Regions from separate parts of the Homo sapiens genome. Here region 2 is linked to region 1. Evidence: chromatin loops called from intact Hi-C (ENCODE). Cell type or tissue: A673. All regions are shown on one strand. Links, peaks and the distances in the headings refer to the core of each region. The heading gives the core; the rest is flanking DNA. Region 1 overlaps SMIM31 (small integral membrane protein 31). Region 2 overlaps TMEM192 (transmembrane protein 192).

Evidence for each region. A loop is a pair of places that touch in the nucleus more often than their neighbours do. Peaks named below come from ENCODE experiments on the same cell type or tissue, not always from the same donor. Only the 100,000 strongest peaks of a DNase experiment are listed, where the experiment ranks them.
Region 2: it touches region 1 in a loop (7-fold over the local background); 42 of 110 quality-filtered maps call a loop at or near these places.

Annotation. Positions count from the first base shown.
Region 1 is chr4:164,764,954-164,774,164 of GRCh38, forward strand. It overlaps SMIM31 (small integral membrane protein 31), which reads left to right. Exons shown (of 3, transcript NM_001352885.1): 2 at 5,466-5,602. The coding sequence starts at 5,491. Among named protein-coding and RNA genes, the nearest start is that of SMIM31, 15 kb to the left of the region's middle. In A673, for the core only: a CTCF peak has its summit at 3,765 (motif pointing right); DNase peaks (open chromatin) are centred at 3,778 and 6,328; H3K27ac peaks cover 306 bases.
Region 2 is chr4:165,092,590-165,101,800 of GRCh38, forward strand. TMEM192 (transmembrane protein 192) reads right to left here. Exons shown (of 6, transcript NM_001100389.2): 3 at 8,039-8,303. Among named protein-coding and RNA genes, the nearest start is that of TMEM192, 16 kb to the right of the region's middle. In A673, for the core only: a CTCF peak has its summit at 4,412 (motif pointing left); a DNase peak (open chromatin) is centred at 4,452.

The DNA of each region.
Region 1 (9,211 bases), core at 416-8,415:
ACAGTGAGTTCCTCATCACTAGAGGAATTCAGGCTGGCCATCTATTTCACCAAAACAGTTTAGGGAAAATTCAATCATTGTATGGTGTCTGGACAAGGTGATTTTTGATTTTCTTTCCAAACCTGAAATTTTATTTGGAGGAAAGTTCTCAAGGACAAGATGGCTTTTTGTTCAGAGTTTGACCAGAAGAAGACTTGAGACATGGAGTTGCCCAAAGAAACAGAGGAAGGCAACATGATAGAGGATCCATCCAAAAAGAAAGATTGAGAAAATCAAAGAGACATGTAGCAGGTTGAAATGTCAAGTAGGAACAGCATTGACAGGAGCTGGGACACATCATTTGTCATTCAGCAAGCGTGATTTGCCAAGTACTTGGTGTCAGGGAGTAAATAAGAAAAACAGTTTTCTGCCTGTATGAGCCTTCAAGGTGAATACATAATTCAGAAACCATATGCAGAGACTAATGAGCGTTGTTGGCATTTCACAGATGGACGGGATAATTCAAGGCTTTGTTTAGTAGACAGGATTTACACCATGACAGAACCACCCTCCTACAGATAAAACGGAAAAAAGTGCCACTGGTTTCAGATTATTTAAATTAGATAAGCATTCAATGCAGCAGGTGAGTCTTGTTCAGAATTTTTAAAGAAGGAAGGGATACTTTGTCTCAGAAAAAAAAAAAAAAAAAAGGCAGATAAATCCAGGAAGCAACAGAAGTGGCATGCACGTTGGTTAGTAGCCTTTAGACTTTTTCCACAAGGCCTTTGAAGGCAAGGGGGGAGTGGGCACTGCAGTATCTCACAGATTTTTTTCAGCCCATAGTTTTCTAATGTAGCAGGCTATAAGAATTCAAAACACTAAATTCCCACTGCCCAGAAAAGTGCATTTACTTCCTGTAAATAAGCCCTTTATTTTTACTCTGGCAGATTTTTCTTTAGATGAAGGCAGTCATTTTACCTAGTCCCCTTGGCCCTTGATGCATGCACACAGCATCTACAATAGGAAGGAGACTCAATAAGAAGAGCATGTTCCATGCTGTCCCCGAGCAATCATAACAGCACTCAAGGGAGCCGCGAGAGAATGAACGGATGGTGCACAAAGAGAGCAGTGAGCTCTGTCAGCAGCCATGAGACAGAAAAATAAAGTAACAAAGGAAAAGAAACACATCTCCCCCGTGAGGGCAATAACAGCAGCAAGAAAAACCATCAATCCCAACCATGCTGCCTGTTTTATGGAAACCTTAAAGCCATTTTCAAAATATACTTCTTGTCCTCTGGGTGGGATTTTCTCAAGTAATAGAGTGCTTGATGCCGCTGAGATTTCCAAATACATCTTCAATCCAGAGTTTCCATTCACAGCTGTGAAATTCAGAGTTTTGCATCAACTTGCCTTCTTCGGTGCTGCTTGCATCCACTCGTTTATGGTCACTCAGTGAATACTTATGGGAAAATGTACTATATGCCCGTCATTTTTCTAAGCCCTATAGGTACGGAGATAAACAAAGCAGACTGCTTTCATAGAACTTTAATGGGGAAAGACAGACAAACAATAACAAAAAAATGTAGCCAGGCACGGTGGCTCACGTCTGTAATCCCAGCACTTTGGGAGGCTGAGGCAGGCGGATCACGAGGTCAGGAAATTGAGATCATCCTGGCCAACATGGTGAAACCCCATCTCTACTAAAAATACAAAAAATTAGCCAGGCGTGGTGGCACACACCTGTAGTCCCAGCTACTCGGGGGACTGAGGCAGGAGAATCGCTTGAACCCGGGAAGCGGAGGTTGTAGTGAGCTGAGATCGTGCCACTGCACTCCAGCCTGGTGACAGAGTGAGACTCCATCTCAAAAAAAAAAAAAAGAAGAAAAATGCAATGGAGAATAGCTGTGATGAAAATAAAACTGCTGAGAACTTGGCTTAGATTAGAAGTCAAGAAATGCCTCTGTGGGGAGGTGGTGCTTGAACTGAAGAGAAGACACAGAGAAAGTAGACAATGAGAATGTAGAGGAGATTCTCAGGCAGGAGGAAGACAGGATGAGCTTAGCAGGGCAAGGAACACAAGCAAGGTCAGTGCAGGAGCATGCAAACTGTCACACATGCTACCATCAGACGGGATGTGGGGTAGGTGATGGGGGCCTAGTAGGGAAGAACTGGGAGTTTGAATTTTACTCCAAGGGAAGCCATTGGCTAGTTAAGTAGAAGAGGAGTGGATCTGATTTACATTTATAAAGATCATTCCCTTCGTGATGCTAAAGGATAGTAGGAATACAGAATGGTAGGGTCGGGATAGTCTAATGACCATCTGAATTTAATCTGTTTCCTAAATTATCTAAGAAATAATGACATATCAAGGTAACCAGGCTTTAGTCACTAGTAAATGATTTAACTTAACTAAGCTTAGATAAGCTTAAATGTGATAGAATATATGATAAAAGGAGTTACGTTAATTTTTATCATACAAAAATAATATGATTTACCTACTATCTGTTACTAGATAATAATTTCAGTTGGTCCTAACCCTTAGAGAAGCTGTGGGGAACAAGTGATACATTTTTGCACCAAGTAAGCTGAGATGGAGAAAATGTCCAGAGAACAGACTACAGATACACAACCCAGGAAGAAATGCAGGCTGTACAACCAACTGTTCTTCAGATGCTCCATCAAGGATATGCAAGAATGGGAACAGTGTAGGCATCAGAAGCATCATCTTTGCATTTAGAAAATAACTCTTGGCTGGTTTATTTATGCAGAAATCACCTCTTCTTGAATTTAGGGCATAGTTGTGGAGAGCTCCTGGTCAAGGGCTCTGTGCCCTGAGCATTTGACAAGAAGGTAGTCGGGTTCCAAGTTCCATAATCATAGATGTCTGACAATATCTATTATCCCACTATGTCTTTTCCCCCAGCTTTCAATTTCTACTGACAATTCAAAGACCATTATTTTGCGTTTATTTGTCTAGAATGGCAGCATCTAGGGTAGTGAGCTAGAAATAACTCATCACAGGGCCAGAGGCGGTAGCTATGCCTGTAATCTCAGCATTTTGGGAGGCAAGGTGGGTGATTGCTTGAACCCAGGAGTTTGAGACCAGCCTGGGCAACATAATGAGACCTTGTCTCTACAAAAAAAATCAAAAAATTCGCTGGGCGTAACAGTGCATGCCTGTAGCCCCCAGCTATTCTGGAGGCTGAAATGAGAGGATTGCTTGAGCCCAAAAGGCCGAGGCTGCAGTGAACTGTTATCATGCCATTGCTCTCCAGCCTGGGCAACAGAGCAAGACTTTGTCACAAAAAAAAAAAAAGAAAAGAAAAGAAAAGAGAAAGAAGAGAAAGAAAGAGAGGGAAAGAGAGAGAGAGAGGAAGGAAGGAGCTACTCAGGAAGCTGAGGCAGAGAACTGCTTGAACCCGTGAGGCAGAGGTTGCAGTGAGCCGAAATCACACCACTGCACTCCAGCCTGGGTGACGAGCAACAGTACATCTCAAAAAAAAAAAAAAAAGAATGAGGATTCTGTAACCAGGTTGCCAGAGGAAGGGAAGGAGGCAGGAACTCACCACACATGAGCTATGTGTCCAGAAAACATTAACAGCTGCCTCCTCTCAAAGACAACTACCTTAAAATCTGTTGATATTCTAGGCGTAGGACAAAACTGGAGAATAGGAGAAACCATTTTGCATGAGCACAGGGTACTACATATGTATAATGAAACATCTTTAGAGAGTGTGGGTAATTCATCCTTCTTTCTCCGACCTATAGCACTTAAAAACCACTAGATGGCACAAATTTTTCTGTTTTTATTTTTATTTTTTCTTCAAGAAAGAGTCCTCACAGAAAACTGACGGTAAAAATAACGGTATTCTCTGAGCTGCTTTAGCAGAGTTAATAGTCTTCATATTCTCTGAAGAAGCAGAAGCTTGATCAATTCATTTTCCAAATATTGATGAATGGCCGAATATGTCAGAGTGCATCAGCATCTCTACTAACCACAATGAAGTTTGAGGAATTAATATTCTCTACCACCGATTTCACACATGATTCTGGGAGCCTCTTTTTCCCAGTGATCTTTGTCTCCCCTCTTTCTCCCTGAACTTCATTTTAATGTTGGGGCACCCTCTGCACCCCATATGGCCAACAAGCTACCAAGATCCTTCTGCCCTTCCATCAAATCGGCTCTGAGTTTTATCCCTTCCTCTCTATCCTTCCTGCTAAAATCCTGACACAGAGCTAAAACTCACTCTGAGTTTTTTCCAGTTACCATTCTCTTCCTTCATTCTCTCCTGTACATGGAGATGCCATTAATATTCGCAAAATACTGCTTCATCACGTCTCCGTACTACTAAGGACCTTATATTCATCTTCTAATATCATTTGAAAAAAGACTAAGCTCTCATCTTGACATTAAATTCTTTCTATTATCCTTTGCTTAACCCATTGTATCTTCTACCACCTAACATAAAAACTCCTCTCCCATAAAAAATGATGAGTTCATGTCCTTTGTAGGGACATGGATGAAGCTGGAAACCATCATTCTCAGCAAACTATCGCAAGGACAAAAAAACCAAACACCGCATGTTCTCACCCATAGGTGGGAATTGAACAATGAGAACACATGGACACAGGAAGGGGCACATCACACACCGGGGCCTGTTGTGGGGTGGGGGGAGGGGGGAGGGATAGCATTAGGAGATATACCTAATGTTAAATTATGAGTTAATGGGTTCAGCACACCAACATGGCACATGTATACATACGTAACAAACCTGCACGTTGTGCACATGTACCCTAAAACTTAAAGTATAAAAAAAAAAAAAAACTCCTCTCCAATCAATCCACATAATGCTTTTGCAAAACATGATCCTAACCATTATGGTGGGTTTGGGATTGATTGGCTGGTTGGTTGGTTGGTTAGTTGGTTAGTCGAGTGTCAGTATAGTATATTGATTAAGAGTGAGGATTCTATAACCAGATTGCCAGAGTTGGCATTTCACCTCTACCATATACTAGATTTATAACTTAAGGTAAGTTACATCTTAGTGCTTCAGTTTCTTCATTTATGAAATGGAGACAATACTGGTACCTCACTTACAGAGTTATTATGAGGATTAAAGGAGGTAATAGCTCAAGCTTTTTCAAGTGCCTGGCCCCGTTTAAGTGCTCATTGCACGTCAGCATACCTTGTCTTTATTCCCAGAGTTGTGTCAAAAAACTCACAAAGCTGTGTAAAGGTAAACTGACTCTACCATTCAGATTTCTAGGCTCTCTTCCAATCTACACAGTGAAATTGTATGCCAAATTTCAAAACAACAAGAGCACAGTCCATTCTTGCCACTGCCAAATACATTGTTCCAGGTACACAGAAGTATTTTAACAAGCTTTAGCAAATCTCACACATGTTGAATTCTAAAATAAATCATTGCTGAGCAAGCTCTCTCTGGATTAGAGTATGCTGAGCCCATGTTTTATTCCTATTGTAGGTGAAGAAGTTTTCGGTGGTGGTTCATGGAGCTTCCCTACACCAACTTGGAAATGGCATTCATTTTATTGGCTTTTGTTATCTTTTCCTTATTTACCCTGGCTTCCATCTACACTACTCCGGATGACAGTAATGAAGGTAAAAGAAGACAAAAAGAACAAAGCTCTTTGTGGCTACTGTGTCCTTTTCCCTGCCTATCATCTTGCCATGTGTTGGGATTTGGTTTGGTTTCTATCCTGTGTGTGAGGATAACTTTGTTTTTGTTTTGTGGCATGTGTGTGTGTATGTGTGTTCATTCAACTATATATAGAAAGGAAAAGGATTACAATTTTTTAATGAGTTCTTGGTAAAGCCCAAACATTTAAAAAAATTCTGTAGAAGTCTTTTAAAAACCCAGTACCACATTTTTTTCCTCATTGCCAGTAAAAACAATTGTTAATAAGAGAAGTGTATAATTTAAAGGATTGTGCCCACCACATGGTTACCACATGGTAACCATAGTTACCATAGTTCAGGGCCCACCACATTTCAGACGAAATTGATAACTGGGGAAATGATACATTTGGGAACCAAAAATTTATATTTATTTGTGTATATGTGTGTGTAAATATACAATTAGGAAATTATGTATATTCATAGAAAATAAGATAAAATCATAAAAAGCAAATTGCATTTGTGCTTCCTAGCTTATCCCCAATCCCATCAATTCTTGACTATAAAATAAGTGCTGTCTGTGAATTAAAAGACTATTCTATCCGATAGACATACAACACTATCATAACTAGGAAACAAAAAGCCGCAGTAAATAGACATTCCAGTTCATGCTGACTTGCAGATTGCGAAACATAATTGGAATCCATAAAATCTTTTTCCTGCTCACAATTGTTTCCACTGTGTTAGTTTAAAATGGGTTTGGCTAAAAGAAAGAGTAAAACCAAAATAGCAGTTACTTTAACTACATAATAATGTATTTCCCTCACCAGGACAGGAAGCCCGGAGGTAGTGAGTTCAAGGCTGACGTGGCACTTAATAAAATCTTGGAACCCAGGTTACTTCTACCTTGGTTCTTTCCATCTTCGACATAAATTTTAAAGAATCCACTTGCTGGGCGCGGTGACTCACGCCTATAATCCCAGCACTTTGGGAGGCCGAGGCAGGCGGATCACGAGGTCAGGAGATCAAGACCATCCTGGCTAACACAGTGAAACCCCGTCTCTACTAAAAATACAAAAAAAAAAAAAATTAGCTGGGCTTGGTAGCACGCACCTGTAGCTCCAGCCACTCAGGAGGCTGAGGCAGGAGAATCAGTTGAACACAGGAGGCGGAGGTTGCAGTAATCTGAGATTGCGCCACTGCACTCCAGCCTGAGTGACAGAGAAAGACTCTGTCTCAAAAAACAAAAATTAAAAATTAAAAAAGAATCCACTCAACCTGGAAAAATGGTTGTCTCATTTTGGTGCCTTAAAAATTGATTAAAATGAAATTACTTAGCTATAGTGGAAATTAGAATGAAGCAGGGCTGATTTTCCCAGTTTAGTACACTGTTTACTGACTATCTTGTTTGCCTGTAAGCATAAAAAACAACGGAAATTTTTATCAGGAGCTATATTAATTCATTCTTGCACTGCTATAAAGAAATACCTGAGACTGGGTAATTTATAAAGAAAAGAATTTTAATTTGTTTATAGTTCTGCAGGCTGTATAGGAAGCCTAGTGGCTTCTGCTTCTGTGAAAGCCTCAGAAAGCCTCCAATCATGGTGGAAGGGAAAGGGGTAGTGAGGCATCTCACACGGCCAAAGCAGCAGGAAGAGGGAGAAGGGGGAGGGGAGGTGCTAGACACTTTTAAACACCCAGATTCATGAGAACTCACTGCCATGACGATAGCACCAAGGGACATGGTGTTAAATCATGAGAAACTGCCCCCACGATCCAATCACCTCTCACCAGGCCCCACCTTCAACACTGGGTATTACATTTCAACATGAGATTCGGGAGGGAGCACAGATCCAAACCGTTATCAGGAGCCTTCCATGAAAAGGGCAGAACGCGAAGCACTTTAGAGGCATTATTGTGTTTAATCTTAAAACAATCCCATGAGATGAGTAATAATAACCTCACTATTTCACAAGCAAGGACACTGAAGTTTTATTTTTTTTATTTTTATTTTATTTTTTTTTTTGAGACGGAGTCTCGCTCTGTCGCCCAGGCTGGAGTGCAGTGGCGCGATCTCGACTCACTGCAAGCTCCGCCTCCCGGGTTCACGCCATTCTCCTGCCTCAGCCTCCCGTGTAGCTGGGACTACAGGCGCCCGCCACCACGCCCGGCTAATTTTTTGTATTTTTAGTAGAGACGGGGTTTCACCGTGTTAGCCGGGATGGTCTCGATCTCCTGACCTCGTGATCCGCCCGCCTCGGCCTCCCAAAGTGCTGGGATTACAGGCGTGAGCCACCGCGCCCGGCCGGACATTGAAGTTTTAAACTTTACCATAGATCACTCAGCTAATACGACAGAGAGCCAGAAGTTAATCTCCAGCTTATAGGACTCCAGAATCTGGAGTGTGCATAACCAGCACACTTTCTCTTCAGATAACCTTGAAAAAGACACTTGGCTTTAAAAAAAAAAAAAAAAAAAAAAAAAAGCATATATACTTCTCTTTCTTTCTGCAAAGGGCTTAAATTGGCTAAAAAGATATAACAAGATACAACTTAATTTTTAATAAGTAGATAAGGACATCCAGGCAAAAGGAAAAATTAGGGTAGGAAAAAATGGGTGAACTTGGTAGGGAGAAGGAGGCTGGCATACTATTTCAGCACAGAGCACAAATTTGTGATTAGTCACTCCTGGATTCATGTCCTGGCTCTGCCATTGGGTAATTCTGCCTTTCGAAAAATCATACAAATTCTCAAAGCCTCTGTGTTAGTCTGTTCTCATGCTGCTAATAAGAACATACCCAAAACTGGGTAATTTATAAAGGAAAGAGGTCTAATTGACTCACAGTTCAGCATGGCTGGGGAGGCCTCAGGAAACTTACAATCGTGGTGGAAGGGGAAGCAAACATGTCCTTCTTCATTTAGTGGCCAGAAGAAGAAGAATGAGCGAAACTGGGGGAAAGGCCCTTATAAAACCATCAGATCTTGTGAGAACTCACTCACTATCAGGTGAAAAGCATGGAGGTAACTGCCCCCATGATTCTATTACCTCCACCTTGTCCCTCCCACAACACGTGGGGATTATGAGCACTGTAATTCAAGATGAGATTTGGGTGGATGGGGACACAGCCAAACCTTATCAGCCTCCATTCCCTCATCCATGTTTTGGGGATAATAATAGTACCTTCCCTGCAGAGTTGAAGTGAGAATTAAATAAAATAAATCATATAAAATGCCAAAGGGTGACTGTTAGTGGAGTCTTCTTCTTGGGAGTCTTCGTGATTAGAAATTTAGATAGAGCAATAAGATTCATCATCTGGCTGGGTGCGGTGGCTCACGCCTGTAATCCCAGCACTTTGGGAGGCCGAGGCGGGCGGATCACAAGGTCAGGAGATCGAGACCATCCTGGATAACATGGTGAAACCCCGTCTCTACTAAAAACACAAAAAATTAGCCAGGCGTGGTGGCGGGCCCCTGCAGTCCCAGCTACTCGGGAGGCTGAGGCAGGAGAATGGCATGAACCCGGGAGGTGGAGCATGCCGTGAGCTGAGATTGTGCCACTGCACTCCAGCCTGGGCAACAGAGCGAGACTCTGTCT
Region 2 (9,211 bases), core at 628-8,627, 330 kb after region 1:
ACAAATATCAAAGAGAAGTTTAGGGGCAGACTCTGTAGCATCTTATCTTAGATTTTTCTAAAGCTTATTTAACATATTTATGTGAGTCTGATCCTGAGAGGGAAAACGCTGTTTTCATTTATCTTCTATTGCTTGATACAAAAGAAATGATTGTGAGCCAAAGATCCTTGCTGAAAGAACCCCCATCCAAACTAACTACACAAGCCTAGGAGTTTGAGGCTACACTGAGCTATGACAGCACAAATGACATAGCTACACTGAGCTATGACAGCACTCCAGCCTAGGCAACAGAGCGAGACCTTGTCTCTTAAAAAAAAAATAATAAAAATAAATAAAAAAAGTTTTGACAAAATATCACTGGATTAAAAAAAAAAGTAACAACACAAAGCTACCTTCTAGCAAGCCCACTCACCCAATGACCTGCCACAGTATATTAGCATATTGACAGATTCTTTGTAAATCAGTTTTGTGAACAAGATAAATACAGTTTTATGGTTTTTTTTTCTTCTTTTTTTTTTTTTTTTTGAGATGGAGTTTTGCTCTGTCACCAAGGCTGGAGCGCGGTGGCACGATCTCAGCTCACGGCAACCTCTGCCTCCAGGGTTCAAGTGATTCTCCTGCCGCGGCCTCCTGAGTAGCTGGGATTACAGATGCCCGCCACCATGCCTGGCTAATTTTTGTGTTTTTAGTAGAGACGGGGTTTCACCATGTTGGCCAGACTGGTCTCGAACTCCTGACCTCGTGATTCACCCGCCTCGGCCTCCCAAAGTGCTGGGATTACAGGTGTGAGCCACCGCGCCTGGCCAATACAGTTTTACAACATTTAGGAAAGAAATACATGCTAGGAAAAAAAACTTCTGCAGAGAAATGAAAGAGTTTTCAAAGGATTTTCAAGGTACTGGGCAAATCCTATGTACTAGCAAGTTTGCAGTCTGGTGGGAAAGCCATACTGAAATAAAACATTCCTTATAATGGTATGTGCTGTGGACATTACACAAGTACCCTCCTTGAAGAAGACCACCCTGTACAATATCTTAGTTCAGATGAAAGTCACTTCACCTCTGGGTTACCACACCAGCCTCCTTATCAGTTTTGTGCTAACCAAATACACTCTCCAGTTATACAGTTATACAGTAATAGTCTAATAATGGTGACTTTTTTTTGAAACAGTCTTACTCTGTTGCCCAGGCTGGTGAGATCTCAGCTCACTGCAACCTCTGCCTCCCCAGTTCAAGCAATTCTTGGCCTCCCTAGTAGCTGGAATTACAGGCACCCGCCACGCCACCATGCCCAGCTAATTTTTGTATTTGTTTTGTTTTGTTTTTTTGAGTCGGAGTTTTGCTCTTGTTGCCCAGTTGGGAGTGCAATGACATGATCTTGGCTGACTGTAACCTCCGCCTCCCAGGTTCAAGCGATTCTTCTGTCTCAGCCTCCTGAGTAGCTGGGATTACAGGCACCTGCCACCATGCCTGGCTAATTTTTTGTATTTTTAGTAGAGAGGGGGTTTCACCATGTTGGCCAGGCTGGTCTCGAACTCCTGACCTCAGGTGATCTGCCCGCCTTGGCCTCCCAAAGTGCTGGGATTACAGGCGTGAGCCACAGCACCTGGCCTAATTTTCGTATTTTTAATAGAGACAGGTTTTCACCATGTTGGCCAAGCTGGTCTGGAACTCCTGGCCTCAAGTGACCCGCCTGCCTTAGCCTCCCAAAGTGCTGGGATTACAGGTGTGAGCCACCATGCCCGGCCTAGTTTGGTGTTTTTTAAATGATTTTATAACCATAGACATAGTCTAAGTGCTTTTTGTTTTACATCACTCACCGTTTTAAAGATTCTAGGCTGGCGGTGGCTCCTGAGGTCGAAAGTTCAAGACCAGCCTGACCAACAGGGAGAAACCCCATCTCTACTAAAAAAACAAAATTAGACGGGTGGGGCGGTGCATGCCTGTAATCCCAGCTACTCGGGAGGCTGAGGCAGAAGAATCGCTTGAACCCGGGAGGCGGTGGCTGCAGTGAGCTGAGATCGTGCTATTGCACTCCAGCCTGGGTGACAGAGCGAGACTCTGTCTCAAAAAAAAAAAAGAAAAGGAAAAAAAGAACATTCTAGGCCAGGTGCAGTGGCTCACGCCTGTAATCCCAACATTTTGGGAGGTCAAGGCAGGTGGATCAGTCGAGGTCGGGAGTTCAAGTCCAGCCTGACCAACACGGTGAAACCCTGTCTCTACTAAAAATACAAAATTAGCTGGGCATGGTAGCGCACACCTGTAATCCCAGCTACTCAGGAGGCTGAGGCAGTAGTATCACTTGAACCCAGGAGGTGGAGGTTGCAGTGAGCCAAGATCGCACCACTGCTTTCCAGCCTGGGCAACAAGAGTGAAACTCAGTCTCAAAAAAAAAAAAAAGATTCTAAGGTTAATGCTTGCTATTCATTAAGAATATTTGGAAGAAATAAGTTCCTGTGGGCTGGGCGGTCCTGTAATGACCACAGGCTGAGAGCTACCATGCCTGGGCTCCAGTGTAGGATCTGATGCCTCCTAGAAACGAAACCCATGATCTCACCCAGACCTGGACTCCTACACTATAAGATGGGGGAAATAATGCTTATCACACAGGGTTCTGGTAGGAAGAAATGAACTAACAATGCCTAAGTAGACATGTAGTAAATGCCATATATCATTATTATTATTAAAACAAGAATTCTGATTTTCAATTCCAGGCACATGCTATGCAGCCCCTCCTCTAAACAAAACTCACAGGGGACTTGAAGTCAGATGCTATGCTACAGGAGAGACCCAGCTGCTCTGGCTTACCCCAGGGCACCAGGCCCAGACATCAGTGAGGACTCCAGCAGGCATTTCTACAAGTCAACTAAGACAGTCTCTGGCCCTCCCAAAGAATGTGGGCCATGAGAACTAGAGGTGAGCAGGAAGGACACAATCACTATGCCCTCGGGTCCTACAATTCCTGCCAGGAATTCCTTCCAGAATTTACCTTCAAGAGCAGTTTCCTTGAACTGCACTTTTGCATGTCCTCAGCCTCTGGCTTTACACTTTTAGGCCCCAGAGAGACTGACTGGACCCACATGATGGGTTGAAAATTACTATTTTCAGTGAAGGACCAAGTTTTCATTTCAATGTGAAAAAAGCCCCAAATATGCAACTTGGCTATGTAACTAATAATACTTGATTTTTAAAAATTTTTTTTTAAAAATGGAGTCTCACTCTGTCACTCAGGCTGGAGTGCAGTGGCGCCATCTTCGCTCACTGCAACCTCCACCTCCCAGGTTCAAGCAATTCTCCTGCCTCAGCCTCCTGAGTAGCTGGGATTATAGGCGCCCACCACCACCCCAGTCATGCCCAGCTAATTTTTTTTTTTTTTTTTTGTATTTTTAGTACAGACAGGGTTTCACCATGTTGGCCAGGCCTGTCTTGGACTCCTGACATCAGGTGATCTGCCTGCCTCGACCTCCCAAAGTGCTGGTGTTACAGGCGTGAGCCACTGCACCTGGCCCAAATACATTTTGAACTCAAATATTATTAGGCCGGGCGCAGTGGCTCATGCCTGTAATGCCAGCACTATGGGAGGCCAAGGGGAGCGGATCACCTGAGGTTAGGAGTTCGAGACCAGCCTGGCCAACATGGTGAAGCCTCGTCTCTACTAAAAATATAAAAATTAGCTGTGTGTGGTGGTGCGTGCCTGTAGTCTAGCCTGGAGAGGCTGAGGCAGGAGAATCAGTTGAACCTGGGAGGCAGAGGTTGCAGTTAGCTGAGTTCATACCACTGCACTCCAGCCTGGACAACAGAGCAAGACTCTCAAAAAAAAAATTATATATATATATATGTATTTGGATCTAAGGAAGGAGAACAGATTAATCAGGTAAATATTTTCACTTGGTAGGAAAGCAAAGCCCTTTCTCCCATCTCCACCCAAAGGTAAATAATTTTTTTTCTTCTCTGGAAAATAACAAAATATATCAGGCTGAAGTTAATATTATCAGTACTGTTATCTGTAAGTCCTACATCCTACATCTCCATAGATTTATCTTTTTTTTTTTTTGCAAATAAGAAAAAATATTTTAAAAAATAGAAATAAGGTAAGTACCTGCTCCATTCCGTTTGATTTTCTGGGTTTTCACATGAGCCACATAAACGTGATATCACCTGTGATTCTAAAGGTCCAAGTGTTCAGAAATAGATTATGATTACGGCTCACATGTTTAACAAAAATTTGAAAGGCAGATTTTGGAAAGGTAAAGATCAAATAATCTCCTTGTGAGCTTCCAAAATACTATTTCCAGACCATCACTTGAGAAACTGAGTATTATTTTGGTCACAGATCATATAAGATCTTTTGTAGTTTAAAATTAAGTTTTTTCTTTTTTTTTAATCTTTGTGTTACCCTGACATCTTCTGGCCAAAAGAGAGAGCTGCACATCAACAGTTGAACATTCTCAAGCTCATTCTCACAAGAGGCAGGGAGCAATAAATGCTTCCCCTTCAAGAGCAGTCAGGATCACCCAACTCTATAAACTGCTTCACGCTGATATAGCATAGCCCTTCAGCTTCCACTGAGAATTTCACTGAGTAGATGAACTTGCAGCATGCCCTTTAAGAAAATGCACTAACAGGCCGGGCGCGGTGGCTCATGCCTGTAATCCCAGCACTTTGGGAGGCCGAGGCCGGCGGATCACAAGGTCAGGAGATCGAGACCATCCTGGCTAACACGGTGAAACCCCGTCTCTACTAAAAATACAAAAAATTAGCCAGGCGTGGTGGCGGGCGAATGCAGTCCCAGCTACTCGGGAGGCTGAGGCAGGAGAATGGCCTGAACCCGGGAGGCGGAGCTTGCAGTGAGCCGAGATAGCGCCACTGCACTCCAGCCTGGGTGACAGAGCGAGACTCCATCTCAAAAAAAAAAAAAAAAAGAAAAAAGAAAATGCACTAACAGAACAGAAGAAAAATAAAAGTTAAATTCTGTGGAGCCTTTTTTTTTTTTTTTTGGAGAAAAAAATCTCTAATTTGATCCAATTTTTTTTTCTTTTTTTATAGAGGGGGGTGTCACTCTTTCACCTAGGCTGGAGTGTGGTGCATAATCATAGCTCACTGCAGCCTCAAACTCCTGGGCTCAAGTGGATCCTCCCACCTCAGCCTCCCAAGTAGCTAGGACTACAGGCACAGGCTACCACACATGACTAATTTATTTATTTTATTTTATTTTACTTATTTATTTATTTATTTTGAAATAGAGATTTATTTATTTATTTAGAGATCGAGTCTCACTCTGTCACCCAGGTTGGAGTGGCACGATCTCAGCTTACTGCAATCTTGATCTCCCGGGTTCAAGCGATTCTCAGCCTCCTGAGTAGCTGGAATTACAGCCACCTGCCATCACACCCAGCTAATTTTTGTATTTTTAGTAGAGATGGGGTTTCATCATGTTGACCAGGCTGGTCTCAAACTCCTGACCTCAAGTGATCCTCCCGCCTCAGCCTACCAAAGTGCTGAGATGCTAGCATTACAGGCATGAGCCACCGTGCCCGGCCTTAATTTTTTTTTTAGACAGAGTTTCGCTCTTGTCACCCAGGCTGCAGTGCAATGGTATGATTGCAGCTCACTGCAACCTCTGCCTCCCGGATTCAAGCAATTCTCCTGCCTCAGCCTCCCGAGTAGCTGGGATTACAGTTGCCCGCCACCACGTTCAGCTAATTTTTGTATTTTTAGTAGAGACAGGGTTTCACCATGTTGGCCAGGCTGGTCTCGAACTCCTGACCTCAGGGAATCTACCCGCCTCGGCCTCCCAAAGTGCTGGGATTATAGGCGTGAGCCACCACGCCCAGGAATTTCTTTTTTTTTTTAAAACTTAACTTGGTGCTCATTTGTTACAGCACTAAATTTCTCATTTTTGGTAGAGATGGGGGAACTCACTATGTTGCCCAGGCTGGTCTCGAACTCCTGGCCTCAAGCAATCCTCCTACCTTGGCCTCCCAAAGCTCTGTGATTATAGGCATGAGCCACCATGCCCAGCCTGGATTCAAAAAAAATTTTTTTTTCTTTTTCCTTCTTTTTCTTTTTCTCGCTGCCTCCTCCAAGTAGGAAGACTACATATGGATTCAAGTTTTTTTTTCTTTTGAGGCAGTGTTCCGCTCTTGTTGCCCAGGCTGGAGTGCAGCGGCATGACTTCGGCTCACTGTAACCTCTGCCTCCCAGGTTCAAGCGATTCTCCTGCCTCAGCCTCCCAAGTAGCTGGGACTACAGGCGCGTGCCACCACACCCGGCTAATTTTCGTTTGTATTTTTAGTAGAGATGAGGTTTCACCATGTTGGCCAGGCTGGTCTCGAACTCCTGACGTCAGGTGATCCTTCCGCTTCGGCCTCCCAAAGTGCTGGGATTACAGGCATGAGCCACCGAGCCTGGCCTGGATTCAAAAATTTTTAAGATTTATTCTGGACTCAAATTGAAAAACAGGATCTTTTTAAAAGGTAGAAACTAAGTTATTTACTACAACTTTTTTTCTTTCTTTTTTTTTTTTTTTTTTTTGAGATGGGGTCTCACTCTGTCACCCAGGCTGGAGTCTGGAGTGCAGTGGCATGATCTCGGCTCAAGCAATTCTCCCACCTCAGCTTCCAGAGTAGCTGGGACCACAGGGGCACACCACCACACTTGGCTAATTTTTGTGTTTTTAGTAGAGAGGGGTTTCTCCATGTTGCCCAGGCTGGTCTCAAACTCCTGACCTCAAGGGATCTGCCCACCTCAGCCTCCCAAAGTGCTGGGATTACAGGCATGAGCTACTGTGCCCGGCCATTTACTATAACTTAATGCCAAATTTACCTAAAGAAGTTCAATTTAATTCCATTAAATCTTTAAAATGTCTGCAACGATAAAGAAAAGCAAGTACTCATGCATTCTAAGTCTCATGTGGACCTTCTGATCTTGCCTTCATAAATTAGGACCTGTGTGTTTTCCAAGTTTTCTGTTTGATATAATGCATCTCACTGCCTAACAGTCCTCTATCCTAGGAACTAACCATTACTGTCTCCTACTGCAAGAAAAGCACTGAGCTTCATTTTTAAAAAGTTCCCACCAGGACTGGCTCACACCTGTAATCCTAGAGCTTTGGGAGCCTGAGGCAGGAGGGTTGTTTGAGGCCAGGAGTTCCAGTGACCAACCTGGGCAACATGGTGAGAACCTGCTTCTACATAAAATGTTTAAAAAAATTAGCCGGGTGTGGTGGCATGCACCTGTAGTCTCAGCTACTCAGGAGGCTGAGGTGGGAGGATTGCTTAAGCCCAGGAATTCCAGGCTACAGTGAGCCATGAAGGCCCCACTGCCTTTCAGTCTTGGGTGACAGAGCAAGGCCCTGCCTCAGAGAAAATAAAATAAAATTTAAAAATTCCCTCTCCCTATCCTCAGAAATGTCAAATAGCAACAGCATTTCTATCTTTATGAGATGAGTAAACCACCTGGTAACAAAAGAGGGTATAATTCCACACTTCACACATGCTATGAGGACACCATGTTCATAACAAATAACAGATTTCAAATGAAAATTAAGGCTATATATTTCATAATAAAAGTTCTTTTTTTTTTTTTTTTGAGATGGAGTCTCGCTGTGTTGCCAGGCTGGAGTGCAGTGGCACAGTCTCAGCTCACTGCAACCTCTGACTCCCTGGTTCAAGCAATTCTCCTGCCTCAGCCTCCTGAGTAGCTGGGATTACAGGCATGCACCACCACGCCCAGCTAATTTTTGTATTTTTAGTAGAGACGGGGTTTCACCATGTTGGCCAGGATGGTCTCGATCTCCTGACCTCGTGATCTGCCCACCTCAGCATTCCAAAGTGCTGGGATTATAGGCGTGAGCCACCGCACCCGGCCAAGAAAAGCTTTAAGACATTAAGGTGATCCAAATTTTAGTGGTCAGAACACACATCAACCTTACAAAAATGAGAGAATATATTTGATTCTAAAATCAAACTTCATATATTCTTTCTGCTGTCATTTTTGTCCCTCAAGCACCCAAGTAGCTGAGAGAAAATTGGACATACCAGAGGACTGTATCATCAACGCAAGTCTCTTGAGATGCCTTGTTGATCGGTAGATCAAGTTATAGCCTCGGTTTCTGATTTTGCTGTGGTGATACTGGATGTAGCATTCAAGGAGTAAATGGAGAATCCACAAAATAACTTTCCCAAGGATTATAACCGTCTGAACTTTCAATGGGTTTGTGTAATTTCCTGGGCACTTGTCCTCATTTGGATTAGGATAAGAACAAAGCACACCTGTTAAAAATGCTAAAACAACAAACACGAGCTGGGGGAAAGGAGAGCAGAAAGATTAATATTCAATATTTGTAATTAGGAAGCAATAACTACCATCCCAGCATACATTCTTTTTTTTTTTTTTTTTTTTTCTGAGACAGAGTCTCACTCTGTCGCCCAGGCTGGAGTGCAGTGGCGCAATCTCGGCTTACTGCAAGCTCCACCTCCCGGGTTCACGCCATTCTCCTGCCTCAGCCTCCCGAGTAGCTGGGACTACAGGCACCCGCCACCACGCCTGGCTAACTTTTTGCATTTTTAGTAGAGACGGGGTTTCACCATGTTAGCCAGGATGATATCGATCTCCTGACCTCATGATCCACCCACCTCAGCCTCCCAAAGTGCTGGAATTACAGGTGTGAGCCACCGCACCCGGCTTCCCAGCATACATTCTTATACCTACAGCTTCCCCTGTCCTATTTTTATAAATGAGTTTTTAAATGTATTTTCGTTTTGTTTTGTTTAAATGTATTTTTGTTTTCTGTGTGAGATACGGTCTTGCCCTGTTGCCCAGGCTGGAGTGCAGTGGTGCCATCTCTGCTCACTGCAGCCTCAACCTCCTGGGCTCAAGCGATCCTCCTACCTCAGTCTCTGGAGTAGCTGGAACTACAGGCCTGTGCCACCATGCCTGGCCAATTTTAAGAAGTTTTTATAGAGACAGGTTCTTGCTATGGCACCCAGGCTGGTACAGAGTATGTTACACAAAAAGTAAAAGGAAAGAAGAAAAAGAGGTCACCATCTGGAAACCACAAGGCCACCCCTGCACATGGTGGTACCAAGAAGAAAGCGCTTCAGCTGGGATCTGGGGATCAGGAAGCCATGGTGGAGCCATACCACAGCTACTAGTTCCCTCAAGGAAAGGGGATACCACCTCTCTCCCCAGTGATTCAGTTCTGAACTCAA